5 separate regions of the Homo sapiens genome follow, and regions 1, 2, 3 and 4 are each linked to region 5. A link is an interaction called in ENCODE POLR2A ChIA-PET data of the cell type or tissue named here. Cell type or tissue: MCF 10A. All regions are shown on one strand. Region 1 overlaps KLF12 (KLF transcription factor 12). Region 2 has its middle 230 kb from the start of LINC00392. Region 3 has its middle 200 kb from the start of LINC00392. Region 4 holds the start of KLF5 (KLF transcription factor 5). Region 5 has its middle 140 kb from the start of LINC00392.

Region 1 (4,000 bases), 280 kb before region 5:
ATACAGTGGTAAGAAGGCTCAAAGTCATCCACAGTACGGCACTGCTGAGTCGGCACTGCTGAGTCGGACAGAGAGGAAAACCTTCAATCACAGCGTGGTGTGAAGAGAGTGTCTCAGGGTACTATGGGGCCAACAAGTGGCATGATCAGATTATCTTTCAAAAAGTTTTCTTTCTCTACAGCATGGACAATAAATTGGTGTGCATAGGAGGCAAGACGGAGAAACAGAATCATTAGAAACTGGTCCTGGTAAAAGGTGGAAAGGACCTAAAGCAAGGTAGACCACCACTGTGGGGATAAACTGGGAGGATTGCTGGATAGATTTTAGAAGGCAGAACTGGCAGATGTAATTATCAGAGTGGGGCAGGCAGGGAGTCACACAGAGGGAAGAGTCCAAGAAATCTCTCCAACTGGAGACATTGACGATTTGGTACCTGAGTAGATGGAATTACTGTTTTTCCAGAAAAACCGGAAGAGGAACATGTTTAGGTGGCAAATGCTGAGCAAGTTTTGCTCATATTGAAGATGCTTTCAGACCACCAGTTGGAAATGTCCTGTCTCCCTCTCTGGCGCTTAGGAGAGAGACTGAGGTATAGCTGCTTAGGAGTCTTTTCCCTTATAGGTTGTAGTGGAAGACATATGAGCCAAGAGGAACACCTGCCACGCGAGAAGTTAAGTCAAAATCTTTGGAAACGTTTATGCAACAGGTAAAGGAAGAGGTCTCTGCAAAAGAAACCAAGGAAAAAGTAACCAGTCACATAGGAAAAGAAAGGTCACTACGTAGAAATGAAAACTCAGAACAGCCAAATAAAATATTGTCTTTTGACCTTGAACTTTTTACTTACACTAAAGTTCACTTTTATTATGGGATATTTTAGTTCACTTATATCGGATTTCTGGGTGAGAAGGGCTAGCCTGTGTTTGTTAACACTATTGTCTGTCCTGTGAGTAGTAGCTCACATTTGCAGTCTCCGTGCCCAGTTCTGACCAGATATCCTGGTTTATGACAGCACTAATTTAAAATGTTGAGAGGCAGGGTGAGTGGCAATTGAGACACATGCTAACTGGGTGACGACACTGGGTGAAGTGGGGTTAGTTATTGCAACGACTTCTTTAGGAAGTTATCAAAATTAAATGAGGTAATATCCATAAAGCTCTTAGAGCAAAGTATGGTACATGGAAAGTACTATATGCTTTAGCAAATATAATTTTTATCAACAATACTTATTAGAGAATATGCAGTATTATTTAGAGGAGGAAAGAAGGAACCCACTTGGTCTTCATAATACCTAATGAAAAAGATAGCCAATTAATTCAGTCCAGGCAATTCAGTAGGATGGAGACTGGCATATTGATTACTTATTTGATTGAATTGACAGGACCAAATGGACATTATGGAATAGATTGGTCTGCTTGGCCTATAAAGTACCTTTATACTTTAAAATGTTAAGAAAATCGCATCAGGATTGGCATCTGCTTACCCCAAAACTATAATTAATTGCTGAAAAAATAGCAAACAGGATCCATTTTTAACTTTATATTATTTTTATTTCTTTATAAAAACAGAAATACCCTGAATTTTGTAAATATAAAATATCCTTTATTGAGTGGGTATTATTTGCCAGGTATGTAGTGTGTGTATTTTTGAGTTTCCCAACAGTGCTGCAGGAGTAAATGGCATTCCTGTTTTACAGATGAGGAAACTGGGAAACTTTCAAACTGGGAAGCTTTCAGAAAGCTTAACTTTTTGGCCTTGGATCAATCTCATATAGGTGACTAAGCCTGTATATGGCTGTGTGCTCTTTCAGATTTCAAAACCTGTGGTATTGTATGCTGCCGTAAACTATGAAGAGGTATAGCCGCCTGGTCTGTCTGCAGACAAGTCAGGGGCCTTGTAATCTCAGCTCTTTCCCCGCCTCTAGGTTTCAGTTTCCTCATCTTGAAGGTACCTAATTTCCTTCCAGATCTAGATTCTGTGAACTTTCATGAACTAATGTAACAGAAACCAGAAGACAAGATAGGAATCTTGATTCTTGTTTTTTTCCTCATATGCAAATACCATTCCTCAAGTGAAACAGATTGTCACAGCAAATACGTTGAGCCTTGAATGTAATGAAGCTCATTTGTCAGTGTCTGGGGCCCCGTAACTTTATAAAAGTTAAACAGGGACACGTTTCAGAAATGCACTTCTGAACCTAAGAAAATGCCTGTGCTTCCTGTTGCAAAAGGTGTTCCTTTTCAGTTGCTTGAGAAAATAATAGAGAAGCTGATGAGAACATGGATGTTTTGTTTAACACAGGCTTTTTCAAACTGCACATTCCTCTTATGTGCGTTGCTCACACGTCATTTTAATATGAAAGGGCACCTGTCTTTTGTCTCAGTACACATGTACCTTTCAGCATTTCAGATGGCGAAATGGGAGGTACCTGAAAAAGTTATTTTTGTTTGGTGGGTTTTGGGAATCCATTCAATACCTGGTGTTTTCTTTAGACTTTATTCTGCCTTCTGCTGGGTAAATGTCATGGAAATGCACTTAGTGACTCTTAATCCTTTTCTTTAACCAAAATTGAAAGAGACAGCCGTTTTCATAATCCATCAGTTGGTTATTTCAAGAAAAAACAAAACAAAACCCTGATGTGAGTTTTTGTTTTCCCAGAACACTTAGTCTATTTAAATAATACCTACATTTTTATATGCTGCATATACATAGAAAGTTGTATTTAACATGAACTCCGAAATGGAGTTACAGAGTTTTCAGGATGAACAATAACAACCACACCTCCCCCACCCTTTTTTTGTGTGTGTGTGTGGTATGTCGTCTTTTTTAACATTTAGAGGACTATTTCACTTTAAAAAACAGATGCTCTTCTTATTAGTGTTGGTTAACACGTTTCTTTTTCAGAAGTTTTCCTAGTTTAGTCCAGGTTTTTCACAGAACTGGAGAAGCACAGGTTGTGGTGAAAATGGTCATATTCTTTTTTTTTAAATACAAAACCTGGAAGTGGCCTAAGGATTTATCATGGGACATAGAGACCATCCCTTCAGAATTGAAGACCTAGAAGTTAATAAGCTATACACCAAGCACTGGCATGGTATCACCCAGCTAGCCACCCGTTACCCAACTAGTGTCCTTTGATTTTTCTCTTTACATCAAAAATGTAATGTCTCAACTTAAAAACAAAAAAAACTTATTAAGATTTATTGGCAAAGAAATGCACAATACCTTTTTCTGTAAGTTTGCTCTTTCATAGATTTAATATAAGAAACCAAAATCAAAGATTATCAAATCAAAGTAAAGTCAAAACTTTAGATTATTCAGAAAAACATAAAACACATTTTTAAAGACTATTGTCAAAAGAGGTTGACTGTGTACTTGTGAGTTAGACAAAAGAAGCAAAGAAGGTAGGTAGGCTGTCTTTATTTTTAGCTTATTTCCAGAGAAAATAGTTTTGAATAACACATTTGCACATTCCTCTTATGTGTGTTACAGAATTCAAGTAATTTGAAGAATTCTAATTCAAATGAGTTTAGGGGAAATGCATTATTTCTAAAGAAATTAATAGAAATCAAGTTTCTGATCACCACTGCTCAACCTGATGCAGAGTCGCCCAGGTGCAGCAGCAGCCCAGGCCCTGGGAGGGGTCTGACTCCATTTATTGTCCCAGCCAACTCTTTTCATAGGAACATTTTCATGGAAAATTCACCATTCTGTCCCTGCTGCTGACTTCTTAAAAATTATATTTAGCTTTCTATTTTCTAGCAAGTTTTTAAAGGAAAGAAGACAAAAAAGACAATTCTGTTCTTTATGATAGCCTTTCAGGGCTCATTTACACATACTACTGGATATCTTACAAACTTAATTATCTTTCTAATTAGTTTTTTTACTCTCATCATGAAGTTAGTTTCTGCTGTCTTAATGTGTTTATAAGATTGTGTGCTTTAAATTGCTTCAAAGCACAAACATAAGATACAGTGTCCTGTTAAAACACAATGCAGTAGCT
Region 2 (4,000 bases), 83 kb after region 5:
TGAGATGATGAAAAAGTTCCAGAACTGGATCACGGTAATGGTTGTGCACAACATTGTGAATGTACTTAACGTTGCTGAATTGCACACTTAAAAATAGTTACATTGCTGGATTTAATATTATGTATATCTTACAACAATTTTAAAAATTAAATATATAAAGAAGTGCAATGCAATTTATTCAAAATGAAGTAAAATGCCACGTACATAAATAATTTCTTCATTTGTTGCATAGAGAAAGGACCTGGGAAGCAAGTTGGAGAAGCTCAGGCTACAGATATTCTAGCCTGAGGCTGTGGACTGTGTAAGGCCAAATCACCGCTTCAGAAGATCAGTCAAAACCACAACAATGGCACATTAAAAAAAAGTAATAATTTGATTGAGTAAATATTTTACTCTTCAGGCAATTGTCTTAAATGTACAGCTTAAGAACTGAGAAATTTGGCCGGGTGCAGTGGCTCATGCCTGTAATACAAGCACTTTGGGAGGCTGAGGCTGGTGGATCACTTGAGTCCAGAAGTTCAAGACCAGCCTGGGTGCCATGGTGAAACCCCATCTCTACCAAAATACAAAAATTATCTGGGCATGGTAGTGCATGCCTGTAGTCCTAACTACTTGGAAGGCTGAGGCAGGAAGATCACTTAGCCCAGGAGGCAGAGGTTGCAATGGGCCAAAATTGCACCACTGCATTCCAGCCTGGACAACAGAGGGAGACCCCATCTCAAAAGAAATGAAGAAGAATTGAGAAATTTATGCTCTTACTCTGAGACACGGCCAATTACTCCACCTTTATGCTTTTCCCTCACAGTGACTCAGTTAGCGAACACTGTAGTTGATTTATTAAACTATTTTATTTTTGTCACTTATAGGTACAAATACAACCTCCTAAGTCAATATACAAATATATTTTGCAGAAAAGTATCAGACCATAGATCCATAGTTACTAGCTACACCACCTCCCTAGAGCCTCAGTTTCCAAATCTGTAAGATGGGGATACATATGCTGATACAACAGAATCAACCTAAGAAGGAAGTAATGGGAAAATACCACCTCTGACACATTAGGAGGACCCTAAAATTTTATTATTACATGAAGGAGTGAATATAAATAAAGCAACTAAGAGAAAATAGGGAAAGACAAATGTCAGAACTTTCTTCAGGCAACTGTATTCAACATGTCATCAACACAAGATTTCATATGATCTGTGGAAGCTTTTACACAAAATGGGTGTGGAGATTTACAAGATTGAGCCTGAAAATAACTGATGCGCTCAGACATCCTGTATGTTGTACTAATTCTAAAATAATCAAAGCAAAAATAAACAAAATGACACCCGTAAGATATACAGACAAGATGATACAGGAGAAACCATACATAATTGGATAATAACTGCCATGACTATGAAGAGCATGCAATTGTGAATCATAAAACACTTGTTTGCTGTGGTTTTTTTTTTTTTTTGGTCCCTTTCATGGAAAAAAAGAAAGTTTGTTTTTCTTCAAAATAAAAACACTGGTTTGTAGGTTTGAATTGATTTTTTTTTTTTTTTTTTTTTTTTTTGCTTTTTGTAAAAAGGTCAGAGTGACTATTAACCCAAGTATAAAACAATAATAGTTTCCGGCATGGGAAATTTGATTTTTAAACAGAAGGAAACAAAAAAAGACCACCTTGAATCACTGAAGACAAAATAAAGAAAACAGTACATGCTTCCAACTTGCATGTTATAAAGAATTTTGATCACTTTGGAATTAGCGCTGGAGAAAACATTATGTGAATGTTTGTTTTCCTGACACTTTAAAAGTTATTTCTTATTTCCAAATAAGAAAGGAACATACTTCCCCAGAAAAAAAATTTTAAATAGAAAGTTAAATGATCTTTGGATTGTTGAACAGGAACTTGACTAAACTCTGCTGGTTCTCTAATTTAAACTACATGAAACTTAAGGTTGCATAATGGTAATGATAACATGAGCAGTGCCAGAGAAACAATATTTTGCTTGGATCCATGGCAATGTCACAGTCGTCACACGTATGGAACAAGCCTCTGGAACATTAGGTCATGTTTACCTCATCAGGTAAAATTCAGGAAGGATAACTGCAGATCGTTGTAGTCTGGGAGTTAATGAATTTATTTTAAACTCACTTCTCACCCTTCTAAATAATAAATGTAGTCCTGAGCTCTAAATTACATTTTCTCAAGAATCCATGTTTTCTTTAATTTTAATATATTTGCAGTGATGAATCATGTCAGTTATTCTGAAATGATGAAATAGCTTCATTTTCTCTATATAATCGTCATCTACCTTGATGACTCTGGAGGAACTAAATGTTTCTTGTTTAATTTCTACAAGACTTCTTCATAAAAATCAGTTCACCCATATCTGCTTAAGATAAATATTAAAAGATAATATCTGCTTAGTTCAGAAAGTACAAATACCATCAGGTTCAACAATATTATTTAGATTGCTAAAATTGTAATTCTGTTAACCTATTTAAAAAGAAATATAGATCTATTTTTTAGATGTCAGCTTTTAAGAGAAAAACTCTTTCCTTAAAGTCAGTTAGTTTAAGCCACCCCTTTGTTTTAAAAGAAGTTGGAAGACTTCATATATATATATATGCATATATATATACACACACACATATATATGTATGTGTCTATATACAGCTTTGTCATTAACTAAATGAAGATAAAATGTGAAAAGAAAAATACTTGCAGTATAATTATATTGTTGAGGCAATTCTTATAGTGAAACAGAACCAGGTAATTGTAGAGTTTAGAAAGGGAATCATTCACATTCTCAGACAGTGATGCTTCTCTGATTAGGATACATGCCATAAATCTTTCTCATTCACTAAATTTCTTAATGGATATCTTAATGAAGATAGCTCCACATACCGGTCTCAGGTTAAGTCAGAGGAAGAACTGTAACAGTGATAATAGCTTGCATGTACACAACTGCTACTTTTTCTGTAGTAGAAAATCCAAATTATTCCATTTATGTGGGCTTGAAGTGACGGTAGCACTGAATAATATTGAGGGGAGGAATGACTTCTTAGTAAGTACAAAGATTCTAGAGAAACTTCTATTCAAGCAATGGAGATCAGTAGTGTTCTGCCTCTTTTAAAAACTGAAAGGACAGACAGGAATTGATATAATAGCAGAAGACATTGTATTCCTTGGAAGAATGTTCTAGTGCAAAGTTTTCTGATGGAAGAGATTCTTAAGGCATGAAGTAGGTATGGACTCCTCTCCTCTCCAGTTGAAAAGACAGAATCTGTCAAGCTGGAATCATGGTTCTCAACCAGGACATTTGGGAACATCTGGAGGCCTTTTTGATGGTCACCACTGGGGTGAGGGTAGGGGGTCTTCTGGTATGTAGTGCATAGAGGAGGCCAAGGATGCCACTAAACATCCTATAAAGCACAAGACACTCCCCCAACATACACAGGAAAGATCACCCAGCCCTGCATGTCAATAGTGCTGAGGGTGATAAATTGTGAATCAGAATGATACACAACAAGGATAGGTAAACTTTTTCGGTAAGAGGCCAGATAACAAATCTCTTAGGCTTTGCTGCCACATAACCTCTGCTGCAATTACTCAACTTGGCCTTTGTAACACAAAGTAACCATAGACAATAGTGAACAGGCATGGCTGTGTACCAGTGAAATTTTATTTACAAATACAGGTGGCAGAACCCCATTGGCCCTCTTGCGTTAGTGTGCTGTCTCCCGATAGAAGTCATTTCTACCCTTAGAGATTCCTCAAATTCTTATTTCTCGAATTGGAAAGAATTCCAGTTGGCACAATGACCCTTTGATAGAAGTCTAACTGTAGGAATTACATCCAAGATGAGACAGGATCTCTAGTTTGCAGCAGGAAAATGGAATCTGTAGAATGACACAAATTTTTTAAAAGTTACTCTCGTCTTTGAAAAGAAATACTTTTTTAACTAAGATTTTGCAAAACAGATTTAAAGATTGACGAGCTGGTCAAAAA
Region 3 (4,000 bases), 56 kb after region 5:
AAAGAGAGTGCTGAACACTTACTATGGTGTAGATCGAAACCACCTTAATCACTCACCTTTCATCTCCCCAGAGTTCTAGAGTGTAACTTATTCAAACTGTTCTTAGACTTCTTAAACTTAATCTTCTCCCACAAAACTTGACAATTTCATATATATATATATACACACACGCACACACACATGTATGTATATACATATATAAAGACAAGTACCAAATTTCTGCTTCTGCTCGTTTAGCTCAGAGGCATTTCCCAGCCCTGACTCCTGGTACAAACCATCAAAAGTGTTGCTCAGAATTGGAGTCTACATCAGACCTAGACTCAGATTGTAATCCTTTGCAACTAGCCCCTGTGCTTGCCCCTTCCTGGTGTTAGCATGTACAGTCTGTAAGTCCAATCTGCCCCGAGGCCTTAATAAAATTTCCTTTGCCACACATGCAGTTATTAAGCATGCAATTTATATTGCCAGGTGCAAAACTTTCTCATGCAAATCTCTTTGACCTGAAGTAACCAAATGCACCTAGAAAGAAGAGTTTACTGCTTACTCCACAGATCCACAGTAAACGCCATCAATCACATCTTGTTCTCTCTTACTGCAAATTGCCGTGGCTTAATTAGACATAGCTGAAATCCAGGCAAACCTATCAGGGTCTATCATGGATGAATTGAACCACGGCTTTGCAACAGGATTAACTTTAGTCTTTGTGACTTTTACAAATAAAGAAGGTGAGAAAAATCTTAAGCGCTCCACTCCTGTGATGTGAAGGCTACCCGGCTGGTGAATGGTTCTGACTCAGGTCATTCTGATCACATAGGCTATGAAAAACTGATATGAAATCATTATTGCTACACATAGTATTTCAAAACTACGCCAAATTCTCTAACTCTGAAATCAGACTTCCAGGTGATTAGTGAGTGTTTTGGGGAGGAAAGTGTTGGAACTGGAGACTCCTTTCCAGTGTGGAATTGTTGAGTTTCCCTGGATGTCACCCATGGACTAAGACAGGAGGTTGAGAATCTCAGAAAGATTACCCAGTTACAACCCTTAACCTTCCATTCCCAGAGAAACTGAGATTAGTTCCCTAATAGCATGCAGGAAAATGGGGGGACACTTTTTTTTTTTTGAGAAAAAGTCTTACTCTTTCGCCCAGGCTAGAGTGCAGTGGTGTGATCTCGGCTCACTGCAACCTCCGCCTCCCGGGTTCAAGTGATTCTTGTGCCTCAGCCTCCCAAGTAGCTAGGATTACAGGTGCCCACCACCACACCTGACTAATTTTTGTATTTTTAGTAGAGACGAGGTTTCACCATGTTGGCCAGGCTGGTCTCAAACTCCTGACCTCAGGTGATCCACCCTCCTCGGCCTCCCAAAGTGCTGAGATTACAGGCCTGAGCCACCTCGCCGGCCTTGAGGACACTTTTCCAGCCCTACTGCTGAGGCACAGGAGCCTCCAGGGGTCGGTCCATGAGTATTTTCCCTATCAATGTCACTGGTCTCCAAGGAACAATAGGTGAATGTGCTTGAAAGGCTCCCCTTGTCCCTGAAATCAAAGAGAACACTTTGCCATTGGCTAATTGCTTATTTATTCATTCAACAAATAATTATTCACAGTATACTAAGTTCTTGCGTGCATGCATCATTACACTGGAAACATTATAACAGGAAACCCTAGTTAAATAAATGCTAGTTTCCTTCTTTCTTCTCTCTGGATAAATACCTTCTAATTGAAAACAATGAACTGACAAGTCATCATTTGAGGACTGCCTTCAACTAAATTCCAGCTTTAACACAAAGGGTTATAGGAGGCTCCAAAGTGTCGATTTCTTTTTCAAGTTATCTCATTTCCAAATGGATACTGATAACCAGAATTAAGGTAAAACGCCTTTCCGTACCTGAGAATACGATCTGAATGGTTTCCTTATAGTATTTCTTGACAGCGAGCGTTATTACATTTAAAAAGAAACTATAACATTTTTTTCTCCTCGATTTTCAGGTGTAATTTGGCATATAGAAATTGTTTTTTCTTCATAATGCAAAGAGTGGCATGATACATTTGATAGGTAGCATTTTATTACAAAATCACCAGGTAATAATTACCCAGGTGACTCATGATGAAGTGTAAAACCGTTCTCAGGCTATCTAAAAAGGAAGAATAGTTCATTAAAGTTCAGTTGTAGAAAACACAAATCTGAAAGCTTAGGTTTTTAGAAATTGCCCAATTTAATGAAGTGTACGTTCCCTTACAATTGGATTCTCACCAAGCCTGTGAATGCACAGCTAAATTAGTCATGTGAAGAGCAGATTAGTTACAAGATGGGAATCACGCCATTCTCCTTTGTTTACCGCAGACCAACAAGGGTTGCATTACAAGTGTTTATTATTTCTGAAGATGTACTATCACATAAACATGAACGGGAAATTCTCAAAGTGGATGCTGCCTAAAAACAAGCCCCCACCTGGAGTAAGCCTTCCACCAGTCTGCATGGAACCAGATCTTTCCCCACAGCAGGGCAGGCTCTAATGTAAGATGTCACTTCTCTAGCTCAAATGGAGTGGGAGAGACTAAAGGCTGAAAGGAGAATACCGGGTCACTGAGTAAACACATGCTAGCAGAAGTCCTTTCTGAAATGGATCGAGTGTCTTTAATCCTGTATTCTGGCCTCCAGATGATTTATGGCTCTTATTTTCTTTTCTCCCTTTCCTTGTAACACTTGCCAAAGTAGACTCAAGCTCTGCCTTGAAGCATGCAAACACAGAGTTCTGTCTTCCCTGATGAATCGGATCTGTGCCAAGTGAAAGCTTTAATGACAAATTTATGCTCCAAAGAAGGGACAAGGTGATAGTCTAAAAGGTGAAGAGAAACACCACTGAGTGTTCCCTCAACTGTCAGAGTTTAGAAAATGAAGACCTCAGCCATGATCCTTCCTTTGCACCTCATTACTGTTCCCCACCCTGCCCCAGCTCCAGCCCAGTTATAATAGCAAAATTGCACATAGATTGAGACTGATTTGTTTTGGGGAGGGCATTCGAAGTTATGCCCTGCCATCCTTTTGTTCTGCTTTATTTTAAATGACAAGGAATTGTTTGTCTGCCTTCTCTAACCCTCCCCCTCCCTCAACCATAAACGGATTTGCTTTATGGCAAATTCTGAAGCAGGTAAAATGTGTCTCTGGCACCCAGCCAACTTCAGTTCTGATCTCTGCTCCATTCCCACCCACCTCTAGCCTTCCCGAGCTTCATGCCACAGAGGCTTGCTCCTATTGAGGATATGAATATCAAAATCACAAGACACCCACCTTCTGTCTTTCTTCTCATGCCTCAATTACAAGAGAAGACTTCCAAATCTCTCTTTCCATCCCAGGTCTTTACCCTGAATTGCAGAGCTACAAATTATTGTATGGGACATCTTCACAGGAATATCCAGCAAACATCTTTCCTTATAAAGCGGTTCTTCTGTATTGACTATTGGTGCAGTCTTCCTTCCCATTACCCCAGTCAATAGCCATAGAGTTGCACTACACCCTATACGTTACCTAACACGGTAGTTTTCAGTCCTGTGTAGTCTACCTTTTATCCAATTCATCCAGTACTTATGGAGTGCCTACTCTAGGCCAGGAACTTTTCTAGGCTCTTGGGATATGTCAGCAAGGAAAGTGGGGAAAGATCCCTGCCATCCTGGAGTTTACATTCAAGTTTTAAAAGACCAGTAATGAGGGTGATATTGGTGATAATGACAATGATGATGATGGTGATGATGATAAGTAACTAACATAAACAGTCTCTTAGAAAATGAAAAGTGTGATGGAAAACAATTTTTTAAAGTAGAGCAGAACTAAGAGGATTGGGAGTACTGGTGAAGATGAGCAGTGAGCAGTAGAGGGTGAAATTTGTTTTCTTTTTCTTTTTAATTTTTTAGAGATAGAGTCTTGCTCTATCACTCAGGCTAAAGTGCAGTGGCATGATCATAGCTCACTGCAACCTCAAACTTTTGGGTTCAAGTGAT
Region 4 (4,000 bases), 360 kb after region 5:
TCTCGGACCTTGGTGTGGATGCGGACGGGGTTTCCCGGATAGACATGATTTAAAAATAAAAATTAACGCTCTCATCATGTGAGTCACATCTCTGACAAACGCCACTGCCCTCTCACAGCAAGACCCTGGCAGACCCCACGGAGTAGGCGCTGGGTAGCAAATATACGACACGCCAAAGAGCTACTAAATGAAGTGTCTTGAAATAAACTGAACTAAACCCTTTCGTGCACTGCGCTCCCGCGGCGGTTAGTGGTTTCTGATTTTAGCTCTTCCAGCTGTTTGCATGTGGGTATGTTTCCAATTTTTTTTTCCTTGGGACAGGCTAAAAGTCCCGGGAAGTTTTTTCTGGGCTATATGACTCCCTGCGTGGGCGAAAGAAACAGGCGGTTGCTCTAATTCGGCTGCTGGGCAAGTGTAAAAGCCAACTGCCAGCTTTCAACGCGGCTCCGGGAGGAAATTTACGTGCACACGAAGAAAACAACACCCCCGGTCTTTTTTTTTTTTTTTTTTTTTTAAGGAAAAATAAGCGCTCCGACACAACCTTAGCTTTCCTAACTCTCATTTTCCAAACGCGGCCCGCAATCGCTTCTAAAGCAGGTTGAGCCACCGGGTATGAAACCTTGGGGAACCTCTCCCCAGCACCCCAATTTGCGTTTCTACTTAACCCGAGACGATGGGGATGGGGGGGAGGGCTCCAATGCCTTGGCATTGGAGAGCGGTACAGGCGAAGGCGTAATTTAAGTAAAACTGAGCGTAAGGTACAAGGTTTCGTCCCTCAAGTGTAAGAAAAACAACTAAGGTGCGCGTGAGCACCCAGTTCCCTCCCTCTTACCTCTCCCAGGCCGACCCGCCGGGGCAGATTCCCCTCCATCCTTCCCACCCCCGGCCCCCCCCCCCATTTACTCTCAGCGAAACGCGGGGCCCCGGCCAGGCGTGCAGGGCGGGGCTGCCCACCCAGCACCGGCTCCGGTGCGCCCCGACGCACGCCCCAGCCTGGAGCGGCCCCTGTCGCCCGCGAGTCGCAGCAACGGGACACGCCCGAGCCCGGGAGTGCTGCGGTGGGAGGGGAGCGGCTCTTCCTACCTGGACCAGGTCCTCTGGAGGCAGCCGCGGGCCGGTGGCGGGCGGCTGGGCCGGCTGCGGGGCCTGCGCGGGCGCGGGCTGCGCCTGCGGGCGGTGGTGCGCGTGCTTCAGCTCCTCGCCGGGGAAGAGCGCCGCGTCGCGGGCCGGATTCGCGGCGCCCAGCACCGGCTTGAGCTGCGCGAACACCGGCTCGTCCTGCGGCGCCGGCGGCTGGGGCACGGGTCCCAGGCGGGCGCTCATGCTCAGCACCCTTGTAGCCATGGGCACTCGGGGGCGCAGCTCCAGGCGCGGGTCGGGCGCACTTCCCACCTCGCCCACGCTGGCTTGGGTCGGCGAGCTCAGCGCGGGGCTGCCGGCGGAGGAGGGGAGGTTTCGGGTGGACTCCTCAGACAGCGGCAGGCAGTTTTCGAAGGCGCGCACGAAAAGCAAAACTCTTCCGCTCTTCCACACGTAAACGCCAACGTCCTCCGGGCGGCCACTTTCTCCCGCCCCGCCCCACCGTGCTCTCAGGCTCTCCGGAGCCCGCTCCCGCCACCGCCGACCTCCGCGAGAGAACCGCGAGCGCACGTACCTGCCCCGCGACTACTGACACTTGACGCCCGCCTCTATTTCACCCAACTCCGGGGGGGCGGGGCCCGATCGCCTGATTGGCAGCGCCGCCGCGAATCCCGAGGCCCCGAGGCCGGCCAGGCCTGAGCGGCCAGCCTATGAGCAGGGAGAGAGGCAGCCAGGGCCCCGCCTCCGTCGGCCCGACCGCACCCCTCTCGGGCCACGAGCTTCGCGCGCAGGGCGGCCGCGCAGTTTGTACACAACTTCTCTGACAGATTGGGCTGGCGGAGCCGGGGGCGGAGGGAAGTAGCGGAGCGGGTGGAATCTGGGAAGAGGGGGAATTAGGGTGGAGACGCGGAGGGAGATCTCTTCGCACTGTTCTCTGCCAGGATTAGGAAGAAAAAGAGTATTGCACGTCTTAGGTGTTGTGCAAGGACCTGAAACTCAAAAGCTGAAACCCAGAAGGCAGCTAGGTAGGGGCGCTGAGGCTTTTAGAGATTTGTCTAATGAGTGTGTACTTTTAAATATCCAAAATGTACTTCTCTTTAGCAGAAAACTAGGGGCGGTGTGATAAACAAATTTAAAACAGCTCTTGTCCCTGTGTATCTTTAGCAGTGAGTGTATCCGTTTAACAAGGCAAATTCAGAATGCCTGAATAAAAGATTTGATGGCAAGCGTTTTTTCAGATCCTTGCATAAAAGCCTGGGTTTTTCCCACTCCTTCAGGATTTTAATTGCTAGACGTTTTCCCACACATTTCTACTTCCCATCCGTGTGTGGGGAGGAGGGCTTGGGCCATATGAATTTTGAAGTTTCTAATATTTAAGCCGTGTTGATTCTAGCCGAAGCATGGAATCTAATTTAAGCACGACTAGCTCAAACGTGTATTTAAATAGACATTACATCTTTGACTTATTTTTGCTAGCACTGTATGTTCAAAAAATGGACTTTAATATTTACAAAGCAGAAACCTAGCACATTTACCTCACATTGTGGCACCTTTTCCTACGAAGAGACAATCAAAAAGCCGCAAACATAGACACAGAGCAGCTCTGAAAACTGGGAATCCAAATTTGTTGGAAAGTAATAGCCAAATATATTACCATCCATTTACTATGTTGTTATAATGGGAGGGTGAATTTTTGCCAGCAATCACCTAAGGAAACCACTTCCCTTAATCCTTAATGTTCTTGTACATGATTTTATCTGGCTTATTGGGAGGACGGAACAATAAACTGCAATAAAAATGCCTGTGATATTACTACAAATGTACATATGTTGACACACAATATACCATTAGACAGTTTTACATATACCACAGCCTATTCATCACTTCAGAGTAAAACAGCTTTAAAAAAAAGTCTTGGATAAAAACGTTCACTTCAAAGAGTGTATCTATCAAAGGTATGGATCTCATTTTCAATGGGTAGAAAATTAATATGCACATAAAGAAATGTATTTATTATTAGAAAATATAAAATTATGCTGTAAACTGGGTTTTTCTCCTTTTCCTTCTCTTCCTGTTGACACATGATTCATTTTTATAGCTGTGATCACTGCCTTCAGAGAATGGCTGATGACTACTTTCATGTTATCAAAGTATTATTTAATAAGTGCTTTTGCAAGTTTTTCTCTAACCAAGCAGCCCCATGCTGTCCATCTTCATCTTTAAAAAGCTGTCCTGCTTTTCTCTAATGTAAAACCTATCATGTAATTAATTAGCTTAGAAACAGATTATAGAATTAGGATGGGATTTAATGTAACTCTTTTAAAAAATTGAGCTTTGAAAGATTTTTAGTTACTTAATTCTGATAACATCAAACCTAAATGTGATGTAGATAATTCTTAATAGAACTTTTGTGCTCTTGTAACTTTAAGCTAAATCTAACTTAGATTTAATACATTCGGTAGCTGTATCTTAATGTGCTTTTAAACCTATCTAGACCTTTCCTTTTGTCTTTTTACGAGAGCTTCAGTGGCCCGGTCTTTCAACCTAAGTTTTCACTGCAATAAAATCCATGTATTTTACTGGAAATGCTTCTATAATTTCACACCACTTTTTAACATGCTTTCATTTACAAAAGCTTTTTCATTGCAAAAAAAAAACCATACAACTAAGTTTTTAATATTTTTAGTCTTGTTAATTTTTCATATTTCCACTTTTCATAATATAGATATGAAGCTAGCGTTGGGGTTCTTATAGTAACTGAATATATTCCTTTTTGCTCCAATACAGTAGCAGGTTTTAAAATTCCATTTTGGGCATAAAGATTCATGAAATAGGGCTGCCACTTTTAAGTAATAGTTTCTCTGAAATGCCCTGCTCTGCAGTCTCACAGAAAATAACTAGCTTAGCACTGTACAATAGT
Region 5 (4,000 bases):
ATGTTCTCAATAAATACATACTACTTATAATTCATTTTTTTCTTAATGTAATGAAATATTTTTAGAAAGGACAGTGAAAGCCAGGTGCGGTGGCTCATGCCTGTAATCCCAGCACTTTGGGAGGCCGAGGTGGGTGGATCACTTTAATCCAGTATTTCTAGACCATCCTGGCCAACATGGTGAAACCCCGTCTCTACTAAAAATACATAAATTAGCCCAGCATGGTCGTGCGTATCTGTAGTTCCAGCTACTTGAGAGGCTGAGGCAGGAGAATTGCTTGAACCTGGGAGGCAGAGGTTGCAGTGAGCTGAGAACATGGCACTGCACTCCAGCCTGGGTGATACAGCAAGACTCCATCTCAAAAAAGAAAACAATACAAAAAACAAAGGACAGTGAAGCCCCTTATTCCTTCCCTACAGCCAGCCCCTGGCCTCCTTGGATGTACCTTCCTTGGCAGATCTTTATTTTCCCAAATATATAGATATATAGTGAGCAGCCAACCTGCCTAGGGCAGCTGCAGCGTCATTAAGATGATTCTTGCATTGTAGGATCAAAGTTTCACTCTAAGTAAGCATTGTAGGTGGCTGTGCCTGTGGCAGTGAATCAGGAGTAGCTCCTCCTAAGGAGGAATATACTGAGGGATTAGGTGAAGAACGCTGCAGGTTGTACAAGGTCTTTGTCAAAGCCCTGGGAACATTCCATTTTCTCCAGGCCATGAGCAGTGAGGAGCAGCCAAGACAAGTGTATCTCCTACTCACCTCTGAGTGAAGCTGAACAAGAAAATTTCCCTACATACTCACATGGCTCATAAAATGAACAAATACATTGTTAACTGATTCCTGCATTGGCCATTCAAACCTTTAGGAGGCATACATATCACCCTTGAAAAGCTGGAAGCGATGAAGTCAAGGGAGGTTTAAACTATAGCAGGACCCTGAAGCAGATCGAGCCATCACTGAGGGATCTTGCTCTGTGGCTTAGGAAGACAATGGACATGAACAATGTCATATGCTCCAAGACCTGCTGAAGTCATGCCCCCTCTGATCTTCAGAAGGACACAAATATATTTTAAAAGGCCACTAGGTCGCATTAAAGCTTTTTTTTTTTTTCCCAAAGGCAACTGGGAACTCTTCAATCACAAATTTATGGAAATTAATGTAATAATCATTATCATAATATAAATAATTGCCATTTGATAAACCTTCCTATGTACCAGGCATCACACTATACATTTCACAGAGCAATCTCCTTTAATACTCACTAATAACTCTTGAGAGTAGATATAACTCCTATCGTCATTTCACATGTCCCTAAGGTGACACGGTTAGTAAATGGCAGAGTTGAGAGGCCAATCAGATCTGTCTCATGGCAAACAGTGAGAGCTTAATTATGACACTTTCTCCTCTGAATTAGGCAAGATGGTTTTGTTATAACTGTCTTTTATATTTGAGCTATAATATATGCTAACCTTAACTTTTATGTTTGCCTTAATTTCTTAGTTGTATTTTCTTCCTGCCTCAGTATTCTCATTTATTAACTTATTGCTTCTATTTGTTAGTTCTTATTAAATCCTGGAGAGAGAACATAAATAAATGAAATAAACAAGTAACTTTACTTATATATTACTTTAAAGTTCAAAGACTTAATAAACTCAAAAAAAGAATAAATACATTCATTGCCGAATGCAAACATAGTTATGAATCAAAATGCCTTGGGTACTTAATAACATATTGCACATTGCAATATTGAGTAAAGATAGGAAATAGAGCATATACCATATCCACCATGGGATTACCAATAACTTTTATTACCACAATAGAATTGATTTCTCCATTTCGAAATTCTGAAAAACAATCTCTGTGAAAGCTTTTCAGTCAGCAAAAGTGATTAAGACATTTACTATACGTCTTATTCACAAGCATCCCTGAAAGCAGAGTGCCCACTCACAATGATTAGTTAGTGGGTCAGCCTGAATCATAAGAAAGAATGAACCTGACTGAATCACCCGTTCCACTTCCTGTAGCACCTGGTTTTCTTTGGGTTGTTGCCACTCACAAATTGTCCCAGCCAAAGCCTATTCAGCTTATGAAACCTGATAAGGTCACAACCAGAGGTAGTGTGGTAGTGAGATTCACTACAGTGCTGGTGTAAGAGTTGGGAAATCCATGACTATCTAAAACCAATACACATTTATCTACACAGTTTTATGATATATGGAACCGTATTGTTACCAGTCATCTAGACAAAGCCTTACTATTGACGCACTGGAAAGCAATGCAGGAAACTACCAATACGTGTCAAAATGAATATTGGAGTTCTTAACATTTCAAAATGATTGAGGTACAAAGTGTCTATTAAATGTGGCCGGTGCTCCTGTGAGTCATCAACCCCACCACTGTTCTCACATGAGAACCATTCTTGCTGCACAGCTTGAGAGCCTCTCAGTGCCTCCTTCTATGAAGGCGTAACCCAAACTCATCATCTCCACCTTCTAGGGGTAAGGAGGGAGATCTCATCTGTGTGAGCTGGAGAAGAATCATTACTTGAATGGAAAATATTTTAAAATAATATTTTTGTTTCAGCTTGAGGAGGGCAAGCAATGAGACAGAGAGAAAGAGAGAGAGACTGCTTAGACAATCCTTGTTTGCATTCATTGTAAAAAAAAATACCATGATATGAAACCTATAGATTCAGACCCCTCTTACAAGCCTGCCAATGGGCAAGTCATCTCTTGTGAGTAGATTTACGTGAACTCAGCTCATAGCAACTGATCTATAAATCATTTGCTATGAGAAATTCAACTGTCAGTTATGAAGATTCCTTGAAGAGCTAAAGGTAAATCTACAATTCGATCCAGCAATCCCACTACTGGGTATCTACCCAAAGGAAAAGATGTCATTATATGTCATTATATGAAAAAGATGTCATTATATGAAAAAGACACTTGCACACATATATTTATAACAGCGTAATTCACAACTGCAAAGATGTGGAACCAACTTACGTGCCCATTGACTAATGAGTCAATGATATATATATATATCTCACATTTTCTTGTATATATATATATATATATATATATATATACACACACACACACGAAATATATATGTATATGTATGTATTTATTTCTTGTATATATTATTTCTTGTATGTATATATAAGAAATATATATATATACACACACACACTGTGGAATACTACTCATTCATTAAAAGGAATGCAATAGTGTCTTTTGCAGCATCTTGGATGGAGCTAGAGGCCATTATTCTAAGTGAAGTAACACAGGAGTGGAAAACCAAAAACCGTTATGTTCTCACTTATAAATGGGAGCTAAGCTATGAGTACACAAATAAAAAATTTGGGGTACAAGTGGTTGAAATAAAAAATATATATATAAAGAAATTCAACTGTCAGGAAGGTTGGAAGATCAGTACACTTTATCCCACCACCCAGCCAGGTGGAAAGGCAAATCATCTGAAGGTTGCATGGTGAGGAGCATGGAGGGAATCAGAATGGAGGACTGAGCTGACCTTAAACAGCATGAGATCCTCAGCCAGTAGAGGAGGGTCTTGCCAAGTCTCCCCTGAGATTTGGCTTCTGTGACTCTCAACATTTTCTAGGCCTCCGTATTTGATGAGCCTTGTTATCAGAGATGTTTCCTCCAAGTCAGGAAAGGAAACAAATGTTTGAGTTTCCACAAACTGAGTACAAAGTTACAACCACATTGTCTTTCTTTCTCATATTCCAGTCTTTCTTTCTCATATTCCTCCGTTTACCTAAGTTGAAATGATAGTATTTCCCAAATTCTCAATTCACCATATACAGATGGCTAATCATATCCATTGTGTAAGAATTTTGCAATTCTAACTTCATGGAAAGTTAATGTTTTAAAAAAGAGCACCTTATTTTCAAAATTCTGGGGGATACCTTACTATCACCCTCATACACTGACATCAGCTTTTAATTCCCATTTGAGAACAACCATCAGAAAACTACC

Evidence for each region. ChIA-PET counts read pairs that join two places held together with the same protein. Peaks named below come from ENCODE experiments on the same cell type or tissue, not always from the same donor. Only the 100,000 strongest peaks of a DNase experiment are listed, where the experiment ranks them.
Region 1: POLR2A ChIA-PET joins it to region 5 with 24 read pairs; 2 of 35 experiments call an interaction of 5 or more read pairs at or near these places.
Region 2: POLR2A ChIA-PET joins it to region 5 with 10 read pairs; 3 of 35 experiments call an interaction of 5 or more read pairs at or near these places.
Region 3: POLR2A ChIA-PET joins it to region 5 with 22 read pairs; 3 of 35 experiments call an interaction of 5 or more read pairs at or near these places.
Region 4: POLR2A ChIA-PET joins it to region 5 with 22 read pairs; 4 of 35 experiments call an interaction of 5 or more read pairs at or near these places.

Annotation. Positions count from the first base shown.
Region 1 is chr13:73,700,824-73,704,823 of GRCh38, reverse strand. The region is part of intron 7 of KLF12 (KLF transcription factor 12); the gene reads left to right. Among named protein-coding and RNA genes, the nearest start is that of LINC00393, 41 kb to the right of the region's middle. In MCF 10A, no CTCF peak of the experiment used is centred here; DNase peaks (open chromatin) are centred at 1,813 and 2,333.
Region 2 is chr13:73,336,586-73,340,585 of GRCh38, reverse strand. No RefSeq gene overlaps it. Among named protein-coding and RNA genes, the nearest start is that of LINC00392, 230 kb to the left of the region's middle. In MCF 10A, no CTCF peak of the experiment used is centred here; DNase peaks (open chromatin) are centred at 2,005 and 3,595.
Region 3 is chr13:73,364,078-73,368,077 of GRCh38, reverse strand. No RefSeq gene overlaps it. Among named protein-coding and RNA genes, the nearest start is that of LINC00392, 200 kb to the left of the region's middle. In MCF 10A, no CTCF peak of the experiment used is centred here; a DNase peak (open chromatin) is centred at 2,267.
Region 4 is chr13:73,056,672-73,060,671 of GRCh38, reverse strand. KLF5 (KLF transcription factor 5) reads right to left here and starts at 1,667. Exons shown (of 4, transcript NM_001730.5): 1 at 1,084-1,667. The coding sequence starts at 1,344. RefSeq lists silencers at 904-993, 1,314-1,923. In MCF 10A, no CTCF peak of the experiment used is centred here; DNase peaks (open chromatin) are centred at 358, 984 and 1,841.
Region 5 is chr13:73,419,791-73,423,790 of GRCh38, reverse strand. No RefSeq gene overlaps it. Among named protein-coding and RNA genes, the nearest start is that of LINC00392, 140 kb to the left of the region's middle. In MCF 10A, no CTCF peak of the experiment used is centred here; DNase peaks (open chromatin) are centred at 2,050 and 2,370.